2 separate regions of the Homo sapiens genome follow, and region 2 is linked to region 1. Evidence: chromatin contacts called from ENCODE Hi-C or POLR2A ChIA-PET data. All regions are on one chromosome and are shown on one strand. The core of a region is the stretch at or near the end of the contact, and the rest is flanking DNA. Distances in the headings are between cores, read along the strand shown.

Region 1 (5,271 bases), core at 1,759-4,258:
CTGGGATGTTGGCAGAGGAATGGGGGAGTGTTTAGGGAATGGGGGTCCAGGTGAGGAAGTCAGCGAAAGGATAATTATCTGTGGAGCGTGCAGGGGCTGTGAGGAGGCCAGCCTGGCTGGAAAGGAAGGCTGGACTAAGGGATTTCCGTACATGAGGTTGAGTAGGGTGGTGAGACCAGAAGCCAAGGGCTTGGAATGTCAGGCTAAAGCATTTAGACTTGAGTCTAAAGGTGGCAGAGGACCAGGTGCAGTGGCTTATGCCTGTAATCCTAACACTTTGGGAGACTGAGGTGGAAGGATCTTCTGCTCAAGCCAAACTCCATGGCTGGAGCACAGGATTTTGGGACCAGCATAGGCAACACAGTAAGACCCTGTCTCCACAAAGGTAAAAATAAAAATAAAAAAAATTAGTCGGTTGTGGTGAAGCGTGCCTGTAATCTCAGCTGCTCTGTAGGCTGAGACAGGAGGATTGCTTGAGCCAGGGAGGTCGAGGCTCTAGTGAGCTGCAGTCATGTCACTGCACTCCAGTCTGGGTGGCAGAGCAAGACCCCATCTCTAAAAAATAAATAAGTAAATAAAGGTGGCAGAGGAACCCTTGAAGATTGCTGAGGTTTGTTAAGGAAATTCTTCTGGCTCCTGTGTATGGCATGCATGGAGGAGGGGAGCCTGTAGCCCTGGGAATGAGTGGAGGCTGTAGTCATAACCCAGAGGCCTCATCTTGGAGCCAGTGACAGAGGTGACTGAGACAGAAGAATGGCCCCCCAGGAATGAGGAAGGAGTAGGTGAGGAGCCATCCCCAAGGCTTAGTCAAGGCAGGGCAAGAAGCCCCAGTTTTTTATCCTTAGCTCCTGCGATATGGTCAGTGGCCAGTGGTAGATATCAGCTCTCTCAGAGAAACCCCTCTAGGGGAACAGACAGGAGAACTGGTTCTCCAAGAGGAAGGCAAGTAGGGAGTGCCCTGGGCTCCAGAGAAAGGCAGCTAGTGGCTTAGAAATATGGCCAGAAAAACTGGAGGGACAGAGTAAGTGGTCTGCAGTGCAGGTGGCAATCGTTAGAGCCACCTGGATGTCACATGTGAGACCTTCCCCTATAAGGTTGTGCAGGAGTTAAGGAGGTTCTTGTACTTCTGGGCGTGACAGCATCCCATGTGCTCAGCTCTCCCTTCCTTTCCAAGGTTTCATGGGGTGTACCAGTGCCTGGAAGACTGGAGAGACCTGAATAAGAGCATGGCTTCTTTGAGGTTCGTCTTCTGAGTATAGCACCTCCCTCCAGTGCCAGCTTGTGGCTCTGTGTCTTGGCCAAAAAGTTGAGGGTGAAGCCAAGTCTGGCAAATAGAGCCCAAGGCTTGGGTGGGAGGACCAGGAGCTGATTTCTCTGGAGGCCGTCATTCTTACTGAAGCTGCTCCATGGTGTCGCTTTCAGAGTGAAGGCTGATTTTGAGTGTAACCTGGTTTATATCCAGTCTCAGAATGACACCAGAACAGTTTTCCAGTTTTTGTATGTATCACTAGCATGGTTTGCTTCTGAAGTATTTATTCTTTTATTTTTCAAAAGGAGGTAGTTATTAGATTTCTGAAAACTGTAGGATTTGTTTAAATGAGTCACAGCATTTGGCTGAAATAGAGAGGACTCCATCTGTTGCTTTTGCGTGGTCCCCAGTTCTGTTCTATGACTGAGCTATAAGAGAAGCAGGAGAACTTGGTGTTCCCTGAGCTCACCATCACTGGCCCTGCCTGTCTGACACAAGCCTTGCCCTAGTAGAGATGTGGGAAAGTGGGCCCTGTTTCCTGAGAGCCTCTCTACTTGGGACCCCTTTAATTAGCCTACTGTGTTTGGGTGAGTTGGGGTAGGGGCTGGAGCCAAGGGCTCCTCATCCACTGAACTCCACCAGCTCTTTCCTTGGAGTGCCCTTGAGTTTGCCCCTTGGATCAGAAAGAGGAACATCCATTGCAGGGTGATTTCCTCAGGTCCTCTTGACCTGCTGTGCTCTGATGCTCTCCTCTGTGTCCCTGGGGCAGCAGGACAACTCATTCTGACTGAATTCGCCCCAGGGCAACTGGCAGTGCCTCAGGTCAGGAAGGGTCATGGAGCATGAAACAATACAAGGGAAAGGGCACCAGCTGGGGGAAGGAGAGACCTAGGTACCAATCCTTGCTCTGCCTTGCTCTGCCTTATATGTGTCACTTCCTCTCTTTAAATTTTTTTTTTTTTTTTTTTAGCCAGAGTCTCACTCTGTCTCCCAGGCTGGAGTGCAATGACACTGTCTTGGCTCACTGCAACCTCCGCCTCCTGGGTTCAAGTGATTCTCTTGCCTCAGCCTCATGAAAAGCTGGGATTACAGGCACACACCACCACGCCCAGCTAATTTTTGTATTTTTAGTAGAGATGGGGTTTCACCATGTTGGCCAGGCTGGTCTTGAACTTCTGACCTCAAGTGATCCATCCGCTTGGCCTCCCAAAGTGCTGGGATTACAGGCGTGAGCCACTGCAGCTGGCCCTCTCTTTAAATCTCAATTTCCTCGTCTAGACCTCCAGTGCAGTGCTGTTATGAGGATGATTAACTGATGGGTGTAAAATGTCTGTCGCATGCTAAGAAACGACCAGTTTCTGATCTTCTCCCATAGTCTGGCCTCCTCTCTTCTGCACACTCTGCCCCTTCTTCAGATCACGCTCATGGGCAGAGTGAAGGGAGAGGTGTGCTGTGAGTCAGGGCATGGCACGGAAGATGCTGACATCCCACGCAGCTCCCTGCAGTGTTGCTCCTGGCACTTCATGCTTGGCCAGCAGATTCAGCCTGACCCACTTGGCCATACCTGCCTCTCACTGGGCAGCTGGGGCCTGGTCTTCCACATCTGTGGCCAGGGCTGGGCCCCTCAAGTCATGCCCCTCCACTGCTGGCCCCTCAAGGACAACCAGCCTGGAAACTTGAGGGCCGCAGGTCCCACCCTGATGCCTTCCTGCTTTGCGCTAGGCCTGGGGAAAGCCTCTGAGCTGTCACAGGAAGTGTGCTTGCCTCTGTGACTCACCCACCTCTTGTTGGTGGTTGCTACCTGGCTACTGTGGAACCTAGGTAAACTGTTCCTCCTATGGGGCCAGTTGAAGTGGTGGTGAGCAGATGTCACCAGCCTTGCCCAATTCCTTCTTTGGTTCCTGACTTCTTAGGGTGTATCTTAGGAGTTGCCTGCTGAGGTTGCCACCCTAGGCAGTGTAGGCCTGTTAGATTATACCATGATTATTGAATGAGCAAATGACTGGAGCTTTGTCTAAGAGGGCCCTCATGTATGAGGAGTGCTGAGTAGACCCTATGGGTCAGGAAGAGGATGAAGGTCTGCAGGTTTGTGGGTGTGTTAGGTGAAGCCTACCTCATGGTAGGAACAAGGTGAGGATCTCTGCAGTCCATTAGAAGGGTTCTCTGATCTTACACGGGGATTCTCTCTTTCTCTGTGAATTCACATCATATAAAATTAACCAATTTAAAGTGAACAATCCAGTGGTATTTAATGCATTCACAATATTATGCAACCATCACCTCTATCTAGTTCCAAACCATTTTTGCCACCCCAAAAGAAAACCCCACACTCATTAAGCAGTTGCTCCCCATTTTCCCCTCCCCTTCTAACCACTAGTCTGCTTTCTGTCTCTATGGATTTATCTATTTTGGATAGTTCATATAAATGGAATCATAAAATAGGTATCCTTTTGTGCCTGGCTTCTCTTACTTGGCCTAATGTTTTTAAGGTTCATCCACATTGTAGTATGCATGTATCAGTACTTCATTGCTTTTGTTTTATCTTGTTTTGTTTTATTTATTGTGGTAAAATATATGTCACATAAAATGTACCTTTTTTTTTTCTTCTAAAGAGATGGGGTCTCACTATGTTACCCAGGTTGGCCTTCAACTCCTGGGCTCAAGTGATCCTCCTGCCTCAGCCTCCTGAGTAGCTGGGACTACAGGTACATGCCACTGTGCCCAGCTCAAAATGTGTCATTTTAACCATTTTTAGGTGTACAGTTCAGTGGTATTAGATACATTCACATTGTTGTTTAGCCATCACCACCATCCATCTCCAGAACTTTTTCATCATCCCAAACAGAAACTCTGTACCCATTGAACAGTAGTAACTCCCCATTTTCCCCCAGCTCATGATAACTACTGTTTTAGTTTCTATCTCTATGAATTTGACAATTCTAGGTACCTCGTGTAAGTGGAATTCTACAGTATTTGTCCTTTTGTGACTGGCAAATTTCACTTATCGTTTCTTGAAGGTTCATCCATATTGTAGCATGTATCAGAATTTCCTTCCTTTTAAGGGTCGAATAATACTCCATTGCATATATATAACACACTTTTTTTACCCATTCATCTATCAGTGGACATGGTTGCTTTCACCTTTTGGCTAGTGTGAATGATGCATAGATTCTTGAGTACTGCAACAGCCTGGTGGACAGCTGGAGCAGGGACATACATTTGAGCACTGGACAAGATGCTGAGGTTTCAGAATGGGTCCAGGAACACAGTCTGCTCCCATTTCCCAGGCCTCCCACACCTACATCCCCCACCCCTCCCCATATTTCCCCTGACTACACCCCTTCAGCCACACTGGCGTGCTTGCTGCTCCCTACCTGCAATCCACAACCCCGCCTCAAAGCCTAAGACCCTGTCATTTCTTCCTCTGGGATGTCCTTCCCAGGGCCTTGGCATGGCCTCTCCCAATATATTAATATTTGCAGGCTGGGCGCGGTAGCTCACGCCTGTAATCCCAGCACTTTGGGAGGCTGAGGTGGGCAGATCACCTGAGGTCAGGAGTTTGAGACCAGCTTGGCCAACATGGTGAAACCCCATCTCTACTAAAAATACAAAAATTAGCCAGACATGGTGGTGGGTGCCTGTAATCATAGCTACTTGGGAGGCTGAGGCAGGAGAATTGCTTGAACCTGGGAGGTGGAGGTTGCAGTGGAGACCATGCCATTGCACTCCAGCCTGGGCAACAAGAGCGAAACTCTGTCTCAAAAAAATATATATATACATATATATACATATATATTTTATATATTATATATTATATTATATATATATATTTATAAATATATATAATATATAAATATATATTTATAAATATATATTTAATATATAAATATATATTTTATATATTTATATAATTTATATTTTATATTTATATATAATATATATTATATATATTATATAATATATATTATATATAATATATATTATATAATATATATTATATATAATATATATTATATAATATA
Region 2 (5,271 bases), core at 1,261-3,760, 35 kb after region 1:
TTACATATAATGCAATGTACAGCAATTAATTATTCCAGTCGGTGAGCTTTGAGAAGTGGTCTGCAGCTCAGCCCCATGTGGGTTGCAGGTCATCTGGAGTGACCATGGAAGTCATTTAGCAGGAGTTTAAGAGGCGAGGGCCAAGGACTTGCAGGCCAGGATAAAGGGGCCTGGAGGGAGGGCAGCAGAAGCCAGGAGGGGAAGCTGGGCATGAACCAAAGGGTCCTGGGGATTTTAAGGAGAAGTTGAGGCTAGTCCAAGGGTCCAGCCTCTCCTGGAGAGGGTTACTGGTGACTAAGAGGAGTGTGTATGGGGAGGGTGCAGGGGAGTTGGCCAGTCATGGATGGGGTGTGTTACAGGGTACACCAGATCATCCTGGGTCGGGAGGGGGGCTGTCCAGAGCAGTGTGGGAGGAGTTAAGAGATATTGAGGGCAGAGAGACAGATGTGTCCAGGGATCAGCAAGGGGACGGATCCTCTCCCTTTCGTGGAGATCCAAGCCAGTGAGGTCTTCTAGCCCCAGGTGCGATTAGGTTCAGCCTCCACTCCCCAGATCCTGACCTCAGATGTTGGGCAGGTTCCCAAGACCTTCCTCAGGGCTCTGATAGATTGGCACAGGCCTCCCCTGGCTGGTCCAGCTCTGGATCAGTGTGACCCTGCCCACTGGGACCCTGTGGTACCTGCTTCCTAAGCCTGAGGTCAGCTAGCTGACAGTAAGGTGCTAGATGGGGCAGGCAACATGTCTATTGCTGTACCAGGGTGAGTATCCAGGCTAGGCCTGACTCCCTCCCTCTCAGCTGCCACCTTAGCTGCCCTTCTGCACATCGGCCTGTCCTTGTTGTCCAGGGGGCATGGGAAGGTATGTTCCTCCTGATGAGACCTGGCCAGTGACTCATAGCCCAGAAAGGCATATAGTCACACTGGCCAGTGGGGCCCTCCCAGGAACCTCTAGATTTGGCACCTGCAGGGAGGGCTCCTTTATGAGCTGTTTCTGTGATGTTTCAACTTGTACCAAAATGGAAAGCATAAATGCGGCATCAGGCGTGATGTCAGTGCTGAGTGATCTGAAACACTGAATGCCTGCTCTCCCTGGTAGGGCTGGGGCTCTCCACAGGAAGAAGGCTGAGTGACGTCTGCAACCTTCCTTTTCCTTGCTGCTGGGGGGGTGAGAGGAGGCGAGTGGGAAGAGAACATGTGACTTCGGGGGGCTCTCAGAGCTTCCTGACAGCCATGGAGGTGACCGTGAGGTAGACTCCACCCTGTGAGCATCCTTTGGGGCCAGATATGGCAAGCAAGGCTGAGTCCCACCCTTGAGGGCTGAGACACTCTGTGCAGCCAGTGTTCCTGCAGGGAAGATGTAGAAGCTCTTCCCAGAACTGCCCTCCTTGCTCCAGAGCCCAGTGGAGGAATTACCAGGGAGTGACCATTGCAGACAGATCACAGCTGCTCATTCAACTTAGAGTTCATACAGCCTCCAGCTTGGGCCCCAAGCCTCTGGATCCTTGGCCAGTGCCACCTTAGCTGCCCTTCTGCACACTGAATAGTTTGAGTAAGGAAGCAGCTAAAAAAGACTCTTCTCAGGGAGAAAGTCCTCTCAGAGCTACAGAGCCCACAGGGTCCTATGTTTCCAAGTCCCTAGCAGACAGGTGGCAGTGGCTCCCTGCAAAGCCTGTAGGAAGGCTTCCTGCAGCTTCTGCTTCCCCCACCTCTTAAACCACCTCTTGACCTTGTACTGCACTGAGCCTTCCCATCCTTACTGCCACTTAGGCCCCCACTGGGTCGGGGTGCACGGGCTTCCATGGAGGTCCCTACCAGTCCTTGGAGATGGCAAGATGGGCTTCCTTGCTAGCAAGAAGAGTCAGCTCATTCAAAGCTAATGTCTGACAGAGCTGTCCACCTTAGGGTAGCCCCAGGAAGGCTCCTGAGACACGAGGCTCGTGGCTGGTAGCCTGCACATCTCCTGCCCATGTGCCAGATCAGGATCTTGGAGGTATTAGACAGCAGAACCCTAGCTGAGGCTTCTTGTCACACTGGTAAAAGGATAGTCCCTCTGATTCTGATGGAGAGCCAGCTTGGAGAGGGCCTAGGAGCCACAGGGAGCCTTCTGGGTTCAACCTCTTGATGAGGAGGCATCACTGTGTGCAGCTAAGGAAGGCTCTAACTGTACTGGCACTCAGGCCAGTGGAGTCTGCCACAGAACTATTCATGTATACCCAGGCTGGGTGGGCGGGTGGGTTGGGGTGCACAGCCATCATCTCTCTCCCTACCCCGTGGACAGCCTCCATCCCCCTGAGTGTGGGGATAGGGGCCTTGCAGTATGGAGGAAGAGACTGAGGTTGGGCTCCTCCCAGGAAACTGCTGGGGATCTGTCGGGGAGGCAGAGAGGGGGATGTATTGCTGGCCTCAGAGAGCTCCCTCAGCCAGTGTCCTCCTTAGGAGGCCTTGCATGCTGGGCCTGAGCCTGGGAGGGGCTGTGGGGAGGGTGCGGTCAAGGTTCCTTACCGTCTGGAAGAGGCTGGATAGAAATAGCTGCACCCATCTGGGCGATGAGTCACTGAGGGGCGTTTCAGCCTTTTCTTGGAGAAGTTCTATTTTAGGTGAGATGCCTGTGCCACAGCCTGGATGACAGGGGCTGGGGAAAGGAAAGTTCTGGCGGTGAGTGCAGGCGGTTTGGCACGTGCCTTTGTTCAGCCTGATTCAGAACCCCAGGGACAGTCACCCCAAAGTTGCAGGATAAGAAGCCTTACCTCCTAAATTCCCTTTCCCAGGAAGAAGTCTCACCTCAGGGCATGCTGCAGTGCCCAGGTGAATGAGAGAGATGGGACGTTGGGTGTGGGCTGGGCACCCACGGGAAGAACTGAATTTGTGGCTGCCACCCTGGGCCAGAGGCTGAGCTTCCCCTCTGAGGAGTAATCCCCTTCCAGGGTCCCTCTCTGGATGAGTAGAAATGGCCTGCTCTGGGGAACTCTCACTTTGATGGGAATAAGCCCCTCCCTCCCAAGAATGACCTTTCTAAAGAGGTCTTTAGACTGGGTTCAGGGACTGAAATTGTTTTCTCTCTGGCTTTCTCTACCCAAACATAGACAAAGCTGCCTTGCTTCTTTCTTTCTTTTTCTTTTTTTTTTTTTTTTTGAGACAGAGTCTCGCTCTGTTGCCCAGGCTGGAGTGCAGTGGCATGATCTCGGCTCACTACAACCTCTGCCTCCCAGGTTCAAGCGATTCTCCTGTCTCAGCCTCCCAAGTAGCTGGGACTACAGGCATGTGCCACCACACCCGGCTAATTTTTTCTATTTTTAGTAGAGACGGGGTTTCACCATGTTAGCCAGGATGGTCTCGATCTCCTGACCTCATGATCCGCCCGCCTCTGCCTCTCAAAGTGCTGGGATTACAGGCGTGAGCCACGGTGCACGGCCTGCCTTGCTTCTTAAAAAGCATTTGGGTGGGTTAATTGTTCCCAGCTAGTGGGATGGCTTCTCACCTCACTGCCTCGGCATCACTGTTCTTAGAGTTTCTAGAACTGGGATTGGCCTTTGGGGGGCTCTGCCAGGGTTTGCAGTGCTGACTTCTAGAGCCTGACTTGGCCTTTGGAAGAGGCAGGACTACAGAAGGCACCAGGCTCCAGGCTGTCCAGGCTGTGGTTTAGGAGCTACGCAGAGCTGTCAGGGCTGATCTTGCCAGCAGCAACACTTCCTAGCCAGGGAACCATTGAGAACACATTGCTAAAACATCTCAGATCTTGGTTTTCTCTCCTGTGAGGACAAAATGAGAGAATGCCTGTGAACATGCCCTATGTGGTGCTTGGCACAAGGGGGTGCTTGCCAAAGTGCAGTGTTCTCCCTCTTCTTGGCTGCTGCCCTTGGGTTGCTGGGATAAGGCACCTGAGCCCAGGTCCCCCAACTGGCAAGTCAACCTGTAGCAGTAGCCCTGGGGCCTCAAGGCAGAGAGCAGGGCTGGAGCCACGTGTGGGTAAATAAAAGGGGCCTTCTGCCCCAGAGATGAGACGGCACCTTCCCCTGGTGATGACTGGGTGGCCAATAGGGTGCATTTAGAACCTCTGGCTGCAACCACAGACAGAGAACAACCTTGGCCTCCAGCCTCAGCTCTGGTTGATGAGGAGGAGACTCTTCATTGAGGCACCAAATCTCGGGGCTTCCACCTTGTTGAGCTATGACCTGCATGACCAAATTGCCAGGATGAATGAAGCAAGCCCCTCTGGGATGAGCCCTGCTCTGTACCACATGTTGTGTGCAGCCCTGAGAACACCCTATCAACGAGAGCTCATGGGCTGCTTTGGGGCACAGAAGACACCTTGTAAACAACAAATCAGTAGACACTTTGGGAAAGAATAAGCACTATGGAGAAAATAAGCTGGGTGATTTGACACAGAGTACCCGGAGGGTGTTTTATTTTTATTTATTTATTTAATTATTTTGAGATGGAGTCTCACTCTGTTGCCCAGGCTGGAGTGCAGCGGCACAGTCTTGGCTTACTGCAACCTCCGCCTCCTGGGTTCAAGCAATTCTCCTGCCTCAGCCTCCCAAGTAGCTGAGATTACAGGCGTTCGCCACCACACCTGGCCAATTCTTACTATTTTCAGTAGAGATGGGGTTTCACCATGTTGGTCAGGCAGGTCTCGAACTCCTGACCTCAAATGATCCTCCTGCCTCTGCCTCCCAAAGTGCCTGGATTACAGGTGTGAGCCACCGCACCTGGCCAAAGGAGAGCATTTTAGATTGTGTGGCCAGAGGAGGTCCTGGTGGGAAAGTGTTACCTCATCTGAAATCTGTACAACAAGCTGGGCCAGGGGGCAGAGGGAATAAGGAGTACAAAGGCCCTGGTACAGAAATGAGCTCAGGGGACCACTTGGCAGAGCAGACAGCCTAGAGTGTCTGCAGTGAAACAGCCAAGGGGAGATGGCAGGAAAAGAGACCAGAGAGAGGGGGAGGCTGGGGTGGGGCTGGGTTGGGTCACAGAGTTGTGCTGAAGAGTTCCCAAGGTGTGGTGGAAATCCACTTAGAGTGTTTGATCCTATTGGTGAGATGCTCTGATTTACATGTGGGTTTTTGGAGAAAAATTATTGGGTCATGTAACTGGAAGTCCAAGGGTAGACTTGGGGCATAGCCAGATCCAGGGAATGGAATGAAGTCATCAGATCTACTCCTTTCTCCTTTCGTTGACTCCTACCATCTATGGACATCATTCTTAGCATCTCTCTGTATGTTGGGAAAGAAGACTACTGCTGCTGCAAAGCTACATCCTTCTGATTAGTAAT

What was found. A loop is a pair of places that touch in the nucleus more often than their neighbours do. ChIA-PET counts read pairs that join two places held with the same protein, here RNA polymerase II (POLR2A). Pooled maps may share reads with other maps.
Region 2: a loop to region 1 is called in a map of PC-9, with 4 times the contacts of the local background. The contact joins two enhancer-like sites. A Hi-C loop is called at or near these places in 3 of 168 maps with a recorded cell type or tissue (PC-3, PC-9 and dorsolateral prefrontal cortex) and 1 of 50 pooled maps. POLR2A ChIA-PET finds 5 or more read pairs at or near these places in 3 of 52 experiments (HEK293, HEK293T and activated naive CD4-positive, alpha-beta T cell).

The regions. Positions count from the first base shown.
Region 1 is chr3:49,600,248-49,605,518 of GRCh38, forward strand. All of the region lies in intron 1 of BSN (bassoon presynaptic cytomatrix protein), which reads left to right. Among named protein-coding and RNA genes, the nearest start is that of BSN, 48 kb to the left of the region's middle. Within about 2 kb of position 3,009, at least 4 of the 41 ENCODE cell types and tissues checked have a DNase peak (open chromatin) inside an H3K27ac peak, as active enhancers do.
Region 2 is chr3:49,636,086-49,641,356 of GRCh38, forward strand. All of the region lies in intron 2 of BSN (bassoon presynaptic cytomatrix protein), which reads left to right. Among named protein-coding and RNA genes, the nearest start is that of APEH, 36 kb to the right of the region's middle. RefSeq lists enhancers at 2,105-2,606, 2,607-3,106. Within about 2 kb of position 2,511, at least 3 of the 41 ENCODE cell types and tissues checked have a DNase peak (open chromatin) inside an H3K27ac peak, as active enhancers do.